Linked DNA regions of Homo sapiens: region 2 is linked to region 1. The links are chromatin loops, found by intact Hi-C in ENCODE. Cell type or tissue: gastrocnemius medialis. All regions are shown on one strand. Links, peaks and the distances in the headings refer to the core of each region. The heading gives the core; the rest is flanking DNA.

The links. Hi-C counts contacts between places; a loop is a spot of excess contacts. Peaks named below come from ENCODE experiments on the same cell type or tissue, not always from the same donor. Only the 100,000 strongest peaks of a DNase experiment are listed, where the experiment ranks them.
Region 2: it touches region 1 in a loop (2.8-fold over the local background); 5 of 110 quality-filtered maps call a loop at or near these places.

The regions. Positions count from the first base shown.
Region 1 is chr5:155,819,910-155,828,840 of GRCh38, reverse strand. It overlaps a transcript of SGCD not described here. Among named protein-coding and RNA genes, the nearest start is that of SGCD, 500 kb to the left of the region's middle. RefSeq lists an enhancer at 571-630. In gastrocnemius medialis, for the core only: no CTCF peak of the experiment used is centred there; no DNase peak of the experiment used is centred there; H3K27ac peaks cover 351 bases.
Region 2 is chr5:155,612,576-155,621,506 of GRCh38, reverse strand. No RefSeq gene overlaps it. Among named protein-coding and RNA genes, the nearest start is that of KIF4B, 600 kb to the right of the region's middle. In gastrocnemius medialis, for the core only: a CTCF peak has its summit at 4,535 (motif pointing left); no DNase peak of the experiment used is centred there.

The DNA.
Region 1 (8,931 bases), core at 537-8,536:
GTGGCACATGCCTGTCATCCCAGCTACTTGGGAGGCTGAGGCAGGGGAATCACTTGAACCCAGTAGGCGGAGGTTACAATGAGCCAAGATCGGGCTATTGCACTCCAGCCTAGGCAACAGAGCAAGACTCTGTCTCAAAAAAATAAAATATAAAAAAAAAAATAAAAAGTAAAGAAGTGATTTGAGTCAGACCAGTAATATAATTTTCTGAAAAAGAGAGTTTTTCAACATCAGAAGTTGGGAAGAAGAAGGGTTGTTCTTCAGAGTCAGCTGGCTTCAAGGTGACCTCAAATCACTTCCTACACACATCTACCATAGATATTTTGTTGCTGTTGTTGTTGTTAGAGAAAACCAAGATATTTTCTTAACAGAATCATTGCGTTGGTTTATTTCAAAAATTTACAGGTCAAGCAGTTTATGTTCATTTCCTCATTGAATCTTGACAGCCAATAAGGTAGAAAGCAAAGTGTAATGGAAAGAATGGGTATTGAGCCAAACTGCTCTGGGTTTAAATTCTGGCTTTACCACAAATAGCTAAGTCTCACTCCTCTGATCTAAACAAGGATAATTACCTACCCTTTGTGGCATTATTGTGAGGGTGACCATCATGTACATAAAATGCCTGACAAAGAGCATAACCCCGTAGATAGGTAGCTATTACTATTATGGTTGTTTGCATCACCATAATGCATATTTTAAAATAGGCACAGAGAAATGAAACAACCCTTGTAAGGTCACTAAGTCAATAAGTAGTGAAACTAGATGTGGCAGAAGATGCTAAGTAAGTGTGTATTACTCATCACCCCATCTCTCTTTCTTAGTAACAGAAATTCTTAATAAGAATTATTCAGGCTGGGCATAGTGGCTCACTCTTGTAATCTCAGCACTTTGGGAGGCCGAGGCAGGTGGATCACCTGAGGTTGGGAGTTCGAGACCAGCCTGACCAACATGGAGAAACCCCGTTTCTACTAAAAATACAAAAAAAAAAAAAAAAATTAGCCAGGTGTGGTGGTGCATGCCTGTAATCCCAGCTACTTGGGAGGCTGAGGCAGGAGAATTGCTTGAACCTGGGAGATGGAGGTTGTGGTAAGCCAAGATCACACCATTGCACTCCAGCCTGGGCAACAAGAGTGAAACTCCATCTCAAAAAAAAAAAAAAAAAAAAAAAGAATTATTTAGAGAAGAGGCTATGTGCCCGGCTGAAAGATTATCTCATATTACCCAATCTCTCCTTTACTTAACAGAAAGCTTGTGAAATACAAACAGATTTTAAATGAAACAGTCTTCTTAAGAGAAAAACAAACAGAAAACAAACAGAAAAGCGTGCTTTTCTGTCCCTCTTTACTCCTTGGGTGACTGGCTGCAATGTATATGTTATGTCATAGCTGAAGGAGCTGCAGCAGCCACACTGGAACATGAGGCTACTCTGAGATGAGAGTCATACACTAAGGATAGTGGACACCATACAAGAAACCTGGGTCACTGATGACCTTTCACATGAAATGAGTTCAGAAGTGGATGCACCAGGGCTGCCATACATCCCTGATGTCCCCACTCCTGAACTCATTTTACATGAAACAGTAAACTCTTGTGGTTTAAATACTGTTATTTCTGGCTTTTGTTACTAGCACCTAAATATAATTCCTAACTGATCCGTTAGGTATTTCTGGCTCTAAAGCTGTGGAAGGCATGTAGGGTGACCCATTAGTCTCATGTCCCCAGAAGATCCCTCAGTCCAAGGCAAACTGGGATGGCTGGTCAACTAAAAAGCAGGCTTTCTCTCAGAAGAGTGTTATCAAACATAGCTTTAAATTTCTTCTTACATAGGGAACACTTCTCACTGAACAGAAATTCAAATGTTTTGGTTGAATCCAATTCAACAGATATTTCCTGAGCACGTATAGAGCAGTATCATGGAAACCAGCACAAGGCCCAGTTCCTGACCTGAAGATCCTGCAGACTGGTTGTAGCCCTTTCATGGAAACTAGCATTCTAAGATGTATTACTCATTCATTCAGCAAAGATTCTTGAGTGCCTTCTGAACACCAGGAATGGTAACAGCAAGAAATGAACATCATCCTTGCTGTCATGGAAACTGCACTACAGTTGAGGGAGAGACAGCTAAACGAGTGAATAATTGAGTAACATAACTTCATTTAGGGTTCTTCAAATAAAGTTCCTTACACTGGAAAGAAAGGGAAGATCTACCTGAAGAAGTGATATTTGGACTGAGACTTTTACGACAAGAAGGCTCTAGTCATTCAGACAGAGGGAACACCAAATGCAAATATGTAAGCCAGAAGAAAGTCTGGCTGACATCAGAAAGATGGCCAGGGAGAGTGGATGATATGGAGCCACAGTGGGAAGAGTGAGAGATGCAGTCATAGACAGAAGGGTCAGACTCCATCAGGTCTTGTAGACCATCACAGTAAATTTGAATTTATTGTAAGTATAGTAAGTAAAATTAGAAACTACAGGAAGATTCAAAAGCAGGGAAGTAAGATCATCTCATTTATGTTTTTAAAAGATAACTCTGGCTACTGAGTAGAAAATAGATTATGAGCCTGAAAGAGTGGCAACAGGGAGACCAGTTGGGAGCCCAATGCTGTAATCAACATGAGAAACACATGTGACAGACATAGGATAGCAGCCCTGAGTTTGGAAAGCAATAGGCAGATTTGGGTTATTTTAGAGCTAGACTTGCTTAACTTACTAATGGTTTGCACTTTACACCAGCAATAGGATTCACCTTTTCAGTGGAACTTCCTTTTGTGTTATTTAAAGTCAACTAGGCCGAGTATGGTGGCTCACGCCTGTGATCCCAGCACTTTGGGAGACCAAGGCGGGTGGATCACTTGATGTCAGGAGTTCGAGACCAGCCTGGCCAACATGGTGAAACCCCCATCTCTACTAAAAATACAAAAATTAGTTGGGTGTGGTGGCAGGTGCCTGTAATCCCAGCTACTTGAGAGGCTGAGGCACAAGAATTGCTTGAATCCAGAAGGTGGAGGTTGCAGTGAGCCGAGATTGTGCCACTTCACTCCAGCTTGGGTGACAGAGTGAGACCCTGTCTCAAAAAACAACAACAACAACAACAACAAAAAAAAAAAAACAAATAATAAAGTCAAACATCTAAGATATATCAATTGCTTGCACTCCTCGATCCAGGACTAATCATAAAATTAGCAGTGTACAAAATAATCCCCACAGTATGAAAAGGCAAAATTCTCACACCTCTCTGACATACTTCTAGCAACTTTATCATTCACCTACATTTTTGTAGCATTTCACCTTAAAATCCTTGAACCATATGGAGACGAAGTACAAGGAGCACACAGTCTAATCCAAAGATTCCCCTAAACCAAGCATTTGTTTCACAATCAAAATGATAATTCTGAATAATTAGAAAACCTCACCAGGATGATATAACGCAGAGGGCCATTTACCCACTGAACATATGTTCTAGTCTTTCCTCTATTTTTATGTCTAGAACACCTAGTTCACAGCAGCAAAGGAGTGAAATCATTGTTCGGGACCCTCTCCCCTTGCTATTTAGCTGCTAATGAAGTTTGTATGTTCTCTAAGTCTAGAGGAAGTCCGCTTTTCTTTTTTTCCTCCTTATTACCTTCATTCTCCTCATTGTCACTTCTTTTTCGCAAAAGTATGTTAATCACCATGAATGGCTGGCAAACGCAATCATGGATTACAGGAGATCTTGGTGCCACTAGAATCAAACTCTAACATCAGCTTTCTTTGATGAAAACATTGATCTGATTTTAAAAAATGATAGTTTGGCACTATGTGTGGTACATTATCAACGATAAATGAAGGAAGAGACTGCCTTTGCGTTAACTACCATGGACCCAGAGCTGGGATAGCTCCATCTCTATATGTGATCTGATATATATATTTTTTAATTTATATAGCAAGTAGAGAGAAGTCATTGTCCTCTAATTTTTACTGATATAAAATCTGATATTCCATGAAATTAGGCAGTTGCTCACAAAATGACCTATAGTAAGTGGTAGCGATACAATCAAATCAAGATTCTAACAACAACGAAGCCTGTGTATGTTTACAACCTCCACTCAGTGTAACAGCTACAGTAATGCATCTGGGGTGTGAAGACATGGGTTCAAGTCTTAACCACTCGCCAATCAGGCACCCTGGATGAAATAACCAATTTCCCAGAGCCTCAGCTGCATCATCCTTGTGGGGCTTGGAGGAAGAAATGCATGTGAAGGTACTCCATAAACTATAAATTTTATGATAAATCATTATCAATATTAAGAAATAAAATTTGAACAAGTTATGGTGCATATAAAATAAAATGAATTTATTTTCCCAATTATTTAATAATATAAAGACTAATAAAGGGAGATTTGACAATGAATACATCCACCAATATCTGCCAACTTTTATCTGTTACAATAATGACAATAATAATAGTATCTCACATTTATTGAGTGCTTAACCCTTGCAAGATTCTGTTTTGTTAATATTCTACACAAAGCCCTAGGAGGTAGATGTTATTACAGTCCCCATTTTACAAATGAGGCAACTTATCAAGTGAAATGTTAGGATGTGAATCCAAACAGCCTTGCTCCCCAGTCCACATTCCATTACTATGCAGGACTAAAGTCCATACTGAAAATCAATCCTCACATAATTCATTATTCTTTTTACAGAACCATATCGTTTCTTCAAGATGGGATGCCTATCTGGTGAATGTTAAAATACTTCCAGGCAATGTTAGTGGAATGGAAATATTCAAGATTAATATTTGAGGGCATTTCTCTGGCTTTCTATAGCAGCTTAAGCCTTGTTAATCTGACTTTTTATCAGGTCCTGGTGACTCAAGACAGGCTAATGATTTCCTTCCCCCTATGAGTTTCTCTCTTTTGGTCTGTTCCAGCTGTCCTCATGCGGTAATCTGGGATTAGAACAAGAACATCAAATATGAATTTGCAGCTGAACAGTTCTGAAATCCCTGGAGGAAAGCATTAGGTACAAGCAAACTAGAAATAATAACTCTGTAAAGAAGAAAGAGCCAGGCAATGCTTTGTCTAACAAATTGAAACCAAAGTTTATAGCTACTGCTTACTATTTAAACTTGTAGCAAGAGAGTGAATGTGCAGCTAGTCACCAGAAGCTGTTCTGCCTCTCTTGGGGACACCTTACAGTTTTGTCCAGAACCCTATGCTAATGCACATTGTGTTCCCGCGGAGCCACATCATGCACCATTCAGCTCATGGGCGGATTCCCAACTTTGCAGAAGACAAATAACCATGATGGTTAATTTTACGTGTCCATTTGTCTGGGTCATGGGGTGCCCAGATTAAATGTTACTTCTGGGGGTGTGTTTACTTAAGGGTGTTTTCCTATGAAATGAGCATTTGAATCAGTAGAGTCAGTATAGTTGATTTTCCTCCCAAATGTGGGCGGCCATTATCCAATCCACTCAGAGTCTGAATAGAACTAAAGGTAGAGGAAAAAGAAATCCACCACCCCCCGACCTTTTTTTTTTTTTTTTTTTCTGCTTCACTGTTTGACCTGGGACAGCTCATCTTGTCCTGCTGTAGGACTGAATTACACCATAACTTTTCTGGGTCTCCAGCTTGGAGAAGGCAGAATGTGGAATATCTCAGCTTCTGTCATCACAAGAACATATTCCTCATAATAAATCTCCTTTTAGATAGCTAGCTAGGTAGCTAGATAGCTAGCCAGATAGATAGATAGATAGATAGATAGATAGATAGATAGATAGATAGATAGATATAGAGATATAGAGATATAGAAATAGAGATGTGTATATATGGAGAGAGAGAGAGATACAGACAGAGACAAGGATATGTAAATATCCTGTATTGGTTCTTTGTCTCTGAAGAACTCTGCCTAATCCAATGGCCATGGGTTTGGGAGTGACAACTGCTCAGAGTTATTTAGCAGGACCTCAGTGAGGAAAACAAAAAATGAGAGGCAAGCACTATTCTATAACTTTTCAAAGCACACTATGCCTGTGGATATGATGAAACAAGGTTAATACTTGGATTAACTAATATTTAGTAAACATTTGCTATATGTGAATCCCTGGGCTCGATGCTTTTCCTTATATTATGCAATGCTCAAGAAAACAAAACTATCAATGTGTATTCAACTTATGACACTATTAAAATATAATGGAGACAACTCTGCAGTTAAGAAGAAACACTTCAGAATTCTCTGCACATTTCCCATACAACACAAGGGATTATCTGGACAACTGCCTATAGATTTTTTCCTTTGTTCCATCATTTAATCTAGTTCAGTATTTCTCAAACCTCAGTGTGCAAAATAATTATTGTTCAAGGTTATAGACACCAAATCATATTTACTGTGCTTCACGTCAATTTCAGGACATTTCAAAGGTATTTTCAGGGCCTCTGTGAACAGGTGAGCAGCCTGCATCCAGCAGGAATAAACCAGGAGAGGGCAGTAGGGGCTGAAACCCAGCCTGTACCCTACCGTGCAGCTGATTCAGCTGGGGGCAAGAGGTACCTTTCTATAATTCATTCTTAAAGAGAGGGGCCACCTTTTTAAAACTCACGAAAAGGTGCCTATAATGGCTGTGCACCTAATTATTTTGATAATATGTGTTTCATGTCTTAGGAGCTGACTCTAGAATTTAAATAGTTCTAAATCCACTGTTCCTGTTTATTTATATGCCTCTCTCCTCACTGGATTGTGAATGTCATATGCTCAGTGTACCTACTTAATCATTTCTGTATCCCCAGCATCTTGCTCAGTTCCTGTAAAATAAAAGATTCTCATTAGTGTATGATGAAGTTTAAGTAAAATTTAGAAAATAAGTTAAATTTAGCCAACATCCAATGACAAAGCTAACATGTATTATATGTCAGGCATGTAGTAACCATCATATAGTCTTCACAAAAATCCTCTAAGATAGGCATTATCGTTATTATTTTTATCTCCACTTTCAGCAAAGGACATCTATTTAGTTCACATATTTTATAAATATTAGTATAATTAATAGCATTAAAACCATAATATAATCTTGACTTTTCTCTGAAAGATTAAATAGTATTGCTCCTTGTCATTACATATTTTTCTGAATTATTTTTTATAATCTGCAAAATAAATATCTCATAACAACATTGCACTCTATTAAAGCACTCTCCTATGGATGGACGTGTAGGTTCTAACAGTCGCTGTTAAAAATAACTCTTCAGGCCAGGCACAGTAGCTCACACCTGTAATCCCAGCACTTTGGGAGGCCAAGGCAAGTGGATCACGAGGTCAGGAGATCAAGACCATCCTGGCTAACACGGTGAAACCCCATCTCTACTAAAAGTACAAAAAATTAGCCGGGCGTGGTGGTGGGCACCTGTAGTCCCAGCTACTTGAGAGGCTGAGGCAAGAGAATGGGGTGAACCTGGTAGGCAGAGTTTGCAGTGAGCGGAGATTGGGCCACTGCACTCCAGCCTGGGCAACAGAGAAAGAGACTCCGTCTCAAGAAGGAAAAAAAAAAACTCTTCAATGACTGTTCTTGTACATAAGTCTTTACCTTAATCCCTGACTATTTACTTAGAATAGAATCCTAGATGTGAAATAACTGGGTCAAAGAGAATAAGCCTCTGAAGACTTGGGATACACAATTGTTTTCTTAAAATTTACCTTTTAATTTCAGTTTAGGTTTCAAGTATATGCTGGGTAATTAGAGTTGTTCTATTGCTTTTTCTGGCTCTTGCTTTAGAATGGTGCTTCTATGACTATCACTAACACTACCAATAAAAGTTAAGATTTATTGAGTACTCTCTGTGGGGCTGGACTTGGCAATTCACATGTACTACCCCATCGAAGCCCCAAAACAAGCTTACAGGGTCAGTGTGGATGTCAATCCCATGCTCTCTCTGTGGTCTATGAAGTACAGAGACTTAAGAATTGAAACCCTGATCTGCTTGGTGTCAAAAGCTGTGATCTTGACTGTTCAAATACTTGCTTTCAACAGAGGAATTTCTCTGGTGATGGTCACTTGGAATATAAATGTTCAGGGGATATAACCACAACTCTTGTATCTGTAGGGCAGTTAATAAGTCACAAAGCGCAGTCACATACAGTATTTTATTTATTATTATTTTTGTCTTGAGACAACATTTCACTCTGTCACTCAGGCTGAAGTGCAGAGCCACAATCACAGCTCACTGCCGCCTTGACCTCCTGGGCTCAAGCTATCCTCCCACCTCAGCCTCACAAGTAGCTGGAACTACAGGCATACACCACCACACTGGGCTAGTTTTATTTATTTGTTTGTTTGTTTATTCATTTATTTATTTTTTTATTTTTAGTAGACACAGGGTTTCACCATGTTGCCCAGGCTAGTCTCGAATTCCAGAGCTCGAGCAATTTACCCCTCTTGGCCTCCCAAAGTGCTGGAATTACAGACATGAGTCACTGCACCCGGACAGTACATACAGTATTTTAATTGATCACCTGATCACCTCTATAGATTGAAGACAAGACCTTTCTTTCCAATTCTGCCTGTCTGCTGGGTTGAGAAGCCAAACTCAGAAAAAACAAAAAGTAGTTTTTCTAAGGGATTCTATAGGAAAACTATTTCTTAAAGAAAGCCAGCAAAAAATACTAAGACTTTGATGAAAGCTTGACCTTTCAAAGAGTTGAGCTGAGAAATGCATAAAGGAGTCCTAGTCCCTCAACATGACCCAAGGACTAGAAAACCCAACTGGTTTTCCCTATTCTCACAGCCACACTGCTTGGACATTCTGGTCTTGCAATATACTAAGAGCTCCAAATAACAATCTCATCTATCCACCTCCGAATTCCTCTAACTGAAATCAATGCATGCCAAAGTAGTATAACTATAATTCTACATTTTAAAACACAGTTCAGATAAGGGAGAGGCTAATATTGTTT
Region 2 (8,931 bases), core at 649-8,648, 210 kb after region 1:
AATCCTTTTCTTATCTAGCAAATGGGGACAATAATTCTTGTCCTACTATTTTATGGGATGATAATGAGGAGCTATTAGAGGAACAAGCGCAAAAGGGCTTTGTAAAATTTTAAAACATTACACACTGAGTGGTGGCTGTCCTCATTGGCACAGGACTCGCTTATCCCCAGTAGCAGGAAATCTCTCTGATGACCGGTCAGAGGAAAGATGACAGGAGGGCAGAGAGGAAAAAACACATCTACAGGGACCAATGAAGCCACAGCAAAGAGAGGTGCGTTTGATGACAGAAGGAAGGATGGAGGGAAAGGAGCCAGGGAGAGCTGAAACAGCAGCAAGGAGAATTGCAGGTCAGATTCTGCGGGGCTGGAGACCAAGGGGAGGCCGGTGCTGCCACAACAGAGGAAAGAGTGAACCCAATAGATAAGGGAAACAAAAGCAGAGGGCAGAGCCTGGGCTCAGACTAGGACAAAAGAACTCCTGGGAACACAGGCTCGTGAACACAGACTCTGCCTCCCTCCCTGCTGCCAGACTGATCTTCAGTCAACTCAGTCACCCACTTACTCTTGGGAGGAACAAAACCAATCCTGACCAGGGCCACCCCCAGGCCTGGCTTCTGCTACTCCCCCAGCCTCGTCACCTACCACTTCCCCCAGCATTGTGCACACTGCTCTTCTCTCAGCAGGGACCACGGAGACGCAACGCAGGGTCTTCCCTCAGCTGAGACTGCCCTGCTCTCCCCCGTTTGCCTAAACCTCTACTGGTGCATCAGATCTTAGGTCAGCTGTTGCTTTTTTAGGAAAGCCTGTCTTGGCCTTCTAAACCAAATCAGATTCCCCCATGATGCCCTTTCACAGTACCTGACACTGTTCCTCTGCCAACATATCATTGTTGTATTTACATTGTTTCTTGGGATGACTCAGTCAGGGTCTGTCTCTCCCACCAAACTGCAGCCTCCATGGGGACAGACAGCATGTCAGCTTTTGCTCTCTGTTGCAATCCACGCATCTATTACAGACGCAAAACAGGTGATGAATAAAGGCATAAATCAGTCTTGTGAGAAAGACTTTATTTGAAACCTTAAGAAATAAAGAATGAATGATATGTGTACGTATGAGACTAGTCTACAAGGCATAATCTATGATGTGGACATTTTTATTATCCCCATTTTACAGATGAGAACACTGAGGTTCAGAGAGGTAAAGTCACTTGCCTAACAGCACACTGCTCATAAGTGGCACAACCAGGAGGTGACCTGTGTCCTCCTGACTCCAAGGCCTGACCTCTTAATCAGCCCTTTTCCTCTAATTTTAAAAGAAAGGTTGATCCCTAAAACCCTGTCCAGCTCTGCCTTTCCCTGATCCTATAATCTCAAGAAAATTAGCTGGCGATCCCCCAACAAGATAGCCCCCACTTGCAGTCTGCATTAACCTTTCAGATCTCAGAGGCACCTGCCAACATGCCCCTCCAGGAACGACACACTCTTCCACTCCTGAGCTGAGAACTGAGAAGAATTACAATCCAATTGACTCCGCAGGCTAAAAGAAGCACATGTTTAGCTTGCATCAGCAGTGCTGACTCTAAATTAATATTTTGACATCAATCTTCATCCACCATGTGGCAGCTCAGAGCTGTGTCCTCCCTGGGTAAGCCTGGGGCAGCCGGCTCCAGGGAGCGGGCAGGGTCAGAGGAGCCCCGACCCCCTGAAGTCTAATAAAATTGCTTTGCCACATAGGAAACTGCTGCTCAAAGAGAGCCTCTCCTTTCAAGTACACAGGCTGTCCCCATCCCTGATTCCTGAGTCTTCAGGGGAGGTGGTGTAAATGGAAAATTTCCCCCACAGTCAGAATTGGTTGGAGAGTGGTCAGTCATTCGGACATTTGTTAATAATTTATGGAGGTCTACCAGCCACCCAACATATATATCAGATTTGCATCTTTTTACATGTTTATTTTTACTTTTTTTTTCTTTTTCTTTTTTCTGTCGGGGGGTGGGTGGTGGCGGTGAGGAGAATGTCTCACTTTGTTGCCTAGGCTGGAATTCAGTGGCATGATCACAGTTCACTGCAGCCTCAACCTCCTGGGCTCAAGCAATCCTCCCACCTCAGCCTCCCAAGCAACTGGGACCACAGGTGTGCACCACTGCACCTGGCTAATTTCTAAATTTTTTGTAGAGACAGGGTCTCCCTATGTTGCCCAGGCTGGTCTTGAACTCCTGGGTTCAAGTGATTCTCCTACCTTGGCCTCCCATAGTGTTGGGATTACAGGTGTGAGCCACTATGCCTGGCCCAATTTGCATATTGTCATGGCCACAGGAAGATCTAGTTTTAGTCTAGTGTCTGTGGAATGGGATGGGAAATCTAGGTAACAAAATCTATTAAGTGTCTCCCATGTACCAGTCATCCCTGTCTCAATGGATTCTCACAATAATCCATCTGGGTAAATATTATTATCCTCATTTTATTGACAATAAAACAGTCTAAGAGAGGTTAAGCTACTCAAAGCCATGCAGGTAGAACAGGCAGGATTAGATTTAAATCCAGGTTTGTCTGGTGCCAGGTCTACCTAATGTCTAATGTCTATGGGTTTAATAACCAACAGTTGGAACAAAGAGTCTAACACAAATTTTACAAAGAAATAAAAATTCAGTTATATCTAGACATACATTTAGTGAATCACATTTGTGAAAAGGATACTATTAGACCAGTGCCATTCAGAGAATGATTCACAGATTGATGCCAGTCCATGACCTGCTGGTTACCAACCTACTGTGGTAAGTTTAAAACTAGGAGAAACCATTGAGAGACTTGGATAACAAGTTGACGTGGGCATAACATCCAAGAATGTGATCATATAATTCATTGTTAATGTATTTTGTAGAACTACTGATCCATAATAGATAGGAAATACAATTTCTAAGTGTTCCTTCTCTACAAACAGCTTCTGCACAGCACCGAACTAGATGAAATTGGGTCTGTGGGTGTGGTATCATTTGAGGTATACTACAGTGAGTACTTTATCAAGTTCAAGGGTGAAGCCTCTTACAGACTCACCATTGTCAATCATATTCCAGCTTTTCCATGCTGTGTGACCTTGGGGAAACTTCTCAAGTTCTCTCTGTAGAGAGAGATAATAATGGTGCTAAACTCCTAGGATTACTGTGTGAATCAAAAGAAAGTATCTACGTGAAGTACTTAGTACAATATCAGGCACAAAGCAGTCACTCAATAAATGCTAACTGCTGCATTTATTGAGTGTTTACATTAAGCCAAGATAAGTTGCTGATTATTATTATTATCACTTGTCTTTTATTGACATCTGTTTTGTCATTAGAATGTATTCCTTTGGGTTATACTAGTAGCCTTATTTTGAAAACAAAATATCCCCTCCCATCCCCTGCCCCAAAAGAAAGGTATTTAATCATATCAACTCATTTACCACTAAGGCAGTGATAAGTGGGGAAAGAGAAGATAAAGAAAATGAGAAAGACCCTAAGGGCTCATGGGGATAGGGCAATGCTGGGGATAGCCTGTGAAAAATAATCTTGGTAAGGGAGGATCTTGAAATATGAAATTCTGGAGACATGAAAGCCAGGGATGAGGCTAGGTGGCATTTTGGGAGCATTCTCTTGAAGAAGGCAGAGGAGAACAGACATTCAAATGAGTAGCACAGAGCATAGTTAAGAACCAGAAACCTGGAGCCAGACTGCCTGGCTTTAAATCTTGTCTTTTCCATTTAGTAGCTGTGTGACCTTGGACAAGTTACATTTCCCTGCTGTGCCCCAATTTTTCCACCTGTAAAATGAAATAAAAATAGTACTAACCTCATAGGGTGTGAGAAGTCAATGGAAGTATGTGCGTATATATACACACTTGTTCTTACACTGTGTCACAAATTAACAGCAGGAAGTTTGGAGAGAGCCGTCTATGGTTAGAATGTTCTGTTACCACTACTACTAATGACATTAATTATAGCAAATACTCTATAGCTCTCACTAGGTGTCAGGCACATATACATATACATATTTACACACCTACGTACATACACACCACACACACACACATATACATATGAACCACAACATTATCACCCTAAAAATGCATTGCAGATCATGCCAAAAATATTCAGGGCTCCCTGACGACTTGCAGGACAAAGCCTAAACTCTAGATGAATACTATGATCCAACTCTGATTAAATTTGAGGCCACTGGAGGCAAGTGATTTATCTACATTTTAAACGGGAATCAAAGATAATTTTTAATCAAAGTCTGGTTTTATTTTAATCGGAAGCTATTTTTAAAAGACTAAAAGGCTAAAACTCCAATGCAGGAATTTCAGGAATCTTATGAAGGGAAAGGAAGATATTTTGGAATGGTGAGGAAAGAGGGGACTTACTGTTGCCTCTCAAACCATACTAGTATCTTCTGCCTGCTTGTAAGGTGGGCTCCAACCAGAAGATTGTGGTGGTGTCCTTAACCCCAATTTGTCAATACAATCACACCCCCAACCCAGTCACTTGGTGACCCCTGCTGGCAACCCCTGGGTAATACACAAGTGGTGCAGGTGGTTCATGAGCCCTCCTGGGAGAGTATTTTTGACCCAGTAATATGCCTTTGGGTACCCATTGCCCAGATCTTGCTTGCTTTTTCTATGATTTTCCAGTAAAAAAGAAGCACGGCCCCATGGAGAAATGGCTGATCCCATGATTCCAGGGAAAACACATGATGAGCCTGGAGCACCTTGCAGTGTCTTAAAGATATGCTAAAAACAAAAACTGCCTGCACCCTGCACCCCCATGTTTATTATATCACTTTTCACAGTGGCCAGGATATGGAGTTGGCCTAGATGTCCATGGACGGATGAACGGTTGAAGATTGTCTTGTATATGCACAGTGGAATACTGTTTAGCCATAAGAAAGGAGCCCTGTTGTTTGCAGGAGCATGATGGAACTGGATGGAGGTCAATATGTTGAGTGAGATGGGCTGGGCAAAGAAAGACAAATATCACATGGTCTCACTCATATGTGGGAGATAACAAATTGATTTCATGGAAGTAGGGACTGAAGTAGTGGCTGCCAGAGTCTAGGAAGTGGAGGGGGGTGGTGAAGAGAGGTTGGCTAATGGACACAAGCAACCAGTTAGAAAGCAGTAGTAAGTTCTAGTGTTGAATAGCACAGTAGGGTGACTACTACAGTTAATAATGAATTAAAGTTTATTTCCAAATAGCTGGAAGAAAAGATTTGAAATGTTTCCAACACAAATACATGATAAATGTTTGAGGTGATGGGTAAGCTAAATACTCAGATTTGATCATTATATCTTATATGTATCAAAAATAGCATATGTGTCCCATGAATATATACAATTATTATGTATCAATTAAAAGGGGGGAAATAGCATAAAATAAAATGAGAAGAAAAAATTTCAGAAATCATAGAACATTATCTCTGGCCCCACCACCAGTACCCTATGTGCAACTTTTGGTAGTATGAAACTTTTTTGTTTTTGAGAAATCTTCAAAGAATTAGATTCCAGAAGCTTCCCTCAGTAGTTCTTTCTAGCATTAAAGCTCAGGCTGTGTCTAAACCTAGCTGAATTCAATTGAAAACTCATATTTATTTAGGAAACAAACCCCCATACATAGCATGGGTGCCAGTATTTCATGTAAAAAATGTTCATCCATAAACATAAAGTACTTCTACTTTTAAAACAAAAGAAAAAGAATGGAGACATGTCAAAGAGATTCAGAATCCAACCTGATAGAGCTCCTAATGTCCAAAGCTGGAAGAATTTGAACCCAAAATAAGTAACATGGTGTTGGATTATAACACAAGTATAAAATAAATATAATGATTCATGCTGATATAAATAAAAGATTGAGTTAATGAACAAGAAGTAAATAAGAAGGGGAAAAACTTCCTTATAGAAAAATTTCAAATAATATAGGTATATATTATTATTAAGCTCTAGGAAGTAAAGCTTAATCTCTCACCTTCTTTGACTATAGGCTGAACTTGGTGACTTGTATTCAAAGAAAAGAGTATGGAAAGGGGAAAAAATAGTAACTTTGCTGTGGAGAAATCTGGTAAATACCACCATAACAAAATGATCGAGGTTAACATCACCAGCAAAGAGTTATGTTAATATTTTGTACCCCCTGATGTGATATGATGAGAAGGGCACTTCATCTCTGTGGCATTCTTCCCCAGAATCATTACCCTAGTCTAATCGTGAGGAAAGCATCAGACAAACACATACTGAGGGCCACGTTACAAAAATGTAAAACTGACCAGTATTCCTCAAAATGGCCAAGGTCAAGTAAAACAAGGAAAGATTGAGAAACCATTATAGACCAGAGGAGGCTGGGGAGAGACATTACTACTAAATGCAATGTGGCATCCTTGGTTCTCTCCTGGGCCAGAAAAAGAACAGTAGTGGAGAAATCTGGTAAAATCTGAATAAAGGCCTGAGTTTAGTTAAAGGTATATAATGATGTTGACAAATTTACCATGGCAAGGTGAGATTCTAACACTAGGGGTAACTGGGTGAGGCATATACAGAAACTCCTTCTGTTATATTTGCAAATTTTCTGTAAACCTAAAATTATTCCAAAATTTAAAATATATATATATATATATATATATTGTGTAATAGCTATTGAGGAGGCTCAGAGCAAGAGAATTCAGTCTCCTGGGTGCTGGGAGATTTCTGAATAGACTACCAGGTAACTCATCAGGACCTTGTCTCTGTCTGGAGAGTGAGGGCCTGGGTGGGGAACCAGCAATGTTACAACAGGCTGGCCATGAATCCATGAAAGCACCTACCCAGCCAGTCAGCTCATGAGAGGAAGCAGAAGCTTCATATGCTCTCTGGTGGGCTGACCCACAGTCCTTCCACAAGAAAAAGAAAAAGCTTATCAATGTGTACTTGTGCTAAAAGACCATAGCAAATGGTCCTATTTTCTTCTTTATTTTATAGAATTTTTCACAATATGGAATCTCAACGTGTTTCCCAATAGCCTAGTATTCAAGGGGGGAAAGAAAGAAGGGAAAGGGGGAGTGCCAGGAGAATCATATTATAATTTAATGAGACATGACTTTCCAAGATGGCACAATGGCAATACTATTTTTGCCATTGACCCCTCTTCACTGGTCAAACAAAAACATTGTCCATTAGAAATCAGACATATAAATAGATATCTTATTTGACCTATTGTTAGCATTTGACACAGTTGATAACTCATTCCTCCTTAATACATTTTCTTCATTGGCCTTCAGGACAATATGGTGTCTTGGTTTTTCTTCTATTTCACTGGTCAGTCCCCAGTCTCATTTGCTGTTCCTTTCTCCTCTCACCAACATTTAAACTAGGGCTTAAACCTGTTTCTCTTATCTTTCTACAGTCACTTCCTTGGTGATATCCAGTCTCATTGGCATCTAGATGCTAAAATGTTCCCGAATTTGTTTCTTCATCCCAGATGTCTCTCCTGAACTCCAGACTCACATTCCAAATGTTTACTGGACATCTCTACTTGGATGTCTATCAGAATTCTCAAACCATACATATCCAAAATGGAACTACCAATCTTCCTCATTGCCCCAGCCCCCACCCAAATTCCTGTTCCACTCACAGCTTTCCCATCATGGCAACTCGATTTTTCCAGTTGTTTGAGCCACAAATTTTGCAGTTATCTTTGACTTTTCTCATTCTCTCACAACTCATAGGAAATCTTGTTGGTTCTTCCTTCTAAATACCTAGAATCTAACCACTTCTAACTGCCATGGCTGCCACCCTCGTCTGGTCTGAGCCACCATCACCTGTTGCCTGAATGACTGCGACAACTCCTTACTGATGTCCCTGATTTGCCCCTCCTAGAGTCAACTCTCAGCCAGCAGCTAGGATATGTTAGATTATGCCTCTTCTTTGCGCAAAACCCTGTAATGGCTCCCCATTTCACTCAGAGTAGAAGCAGAAGTGCTTACAAGACCCCATGCGATCTGCTCTTGGGATCTTGGGTGCCTCTCTGTCCTCTAGTCCCTCCCTCCCTGGCTCACTCTGCTCCATCCATGTTATCCTCCTCGATGTTCCTCAAGCTTCCCCTAGGGCTTTTATGTGGGCTATTCTCCCTGCCTATAACTCTTTTCCTGCAGATATACACACAGAGAACTTCTAGTCTTGGCTCAAATTGTAGGGTTACTAGATAAAAATAAAGGACACCCATTGAAATTTGAATTTCAGATAAATAGTGACATGGACATGCAATCTTGAACATACTATGTATACTAAAAATTGTGATTTATCTAAAATTGAAATTTAACTAGTATCCAGCACTTTTGTTTGCTAAATCTGGCAATTCTACTCAAATATCATCTTATCAATGATGCCTATCTCCATCTTCCTCTCTAAAATCCTACTTACCCTTCTCACACTCGCTTTGCCCTTTTTTTGATATACAACCTAACATGTTATACAGTTTACCTATTTATCACCTTAATCTTCTGTTTCCCTACACTGTCATGTAAAGATTCAGAGAAGGAAACATTCATTGATATAACCCAAACACCTAATACATGGCAGGCACATAGTAGGTGCTCAATAAAAACTTGTTGGACACATAAATATCTTAAGGGATTAAGAGTTATTGCGCTTCTGCATCCCAGCAAATATTGTAGTAGGTGCTTGGGATCCTCGCAATAACCTTGCAGTACATGTTATCTTTTTTCCACAGTCAAGGCTCAGGGAGGTTTGGTAATGTCTCAAGGTCACACAGCTAGTAAGTTGCAGTTCTAGGAGATAAATGCAGTTCTGCCAAACTCAGCAAGCCATTCTACTTTAGCTGTGCTGGGAAAGGATCAGGCAGATCTCGTCAAGGGGAAGTTACTTATTTATTTATTTTTGGTGAGAATTTATACATCCTTTGGTGAGAACCAAGGATG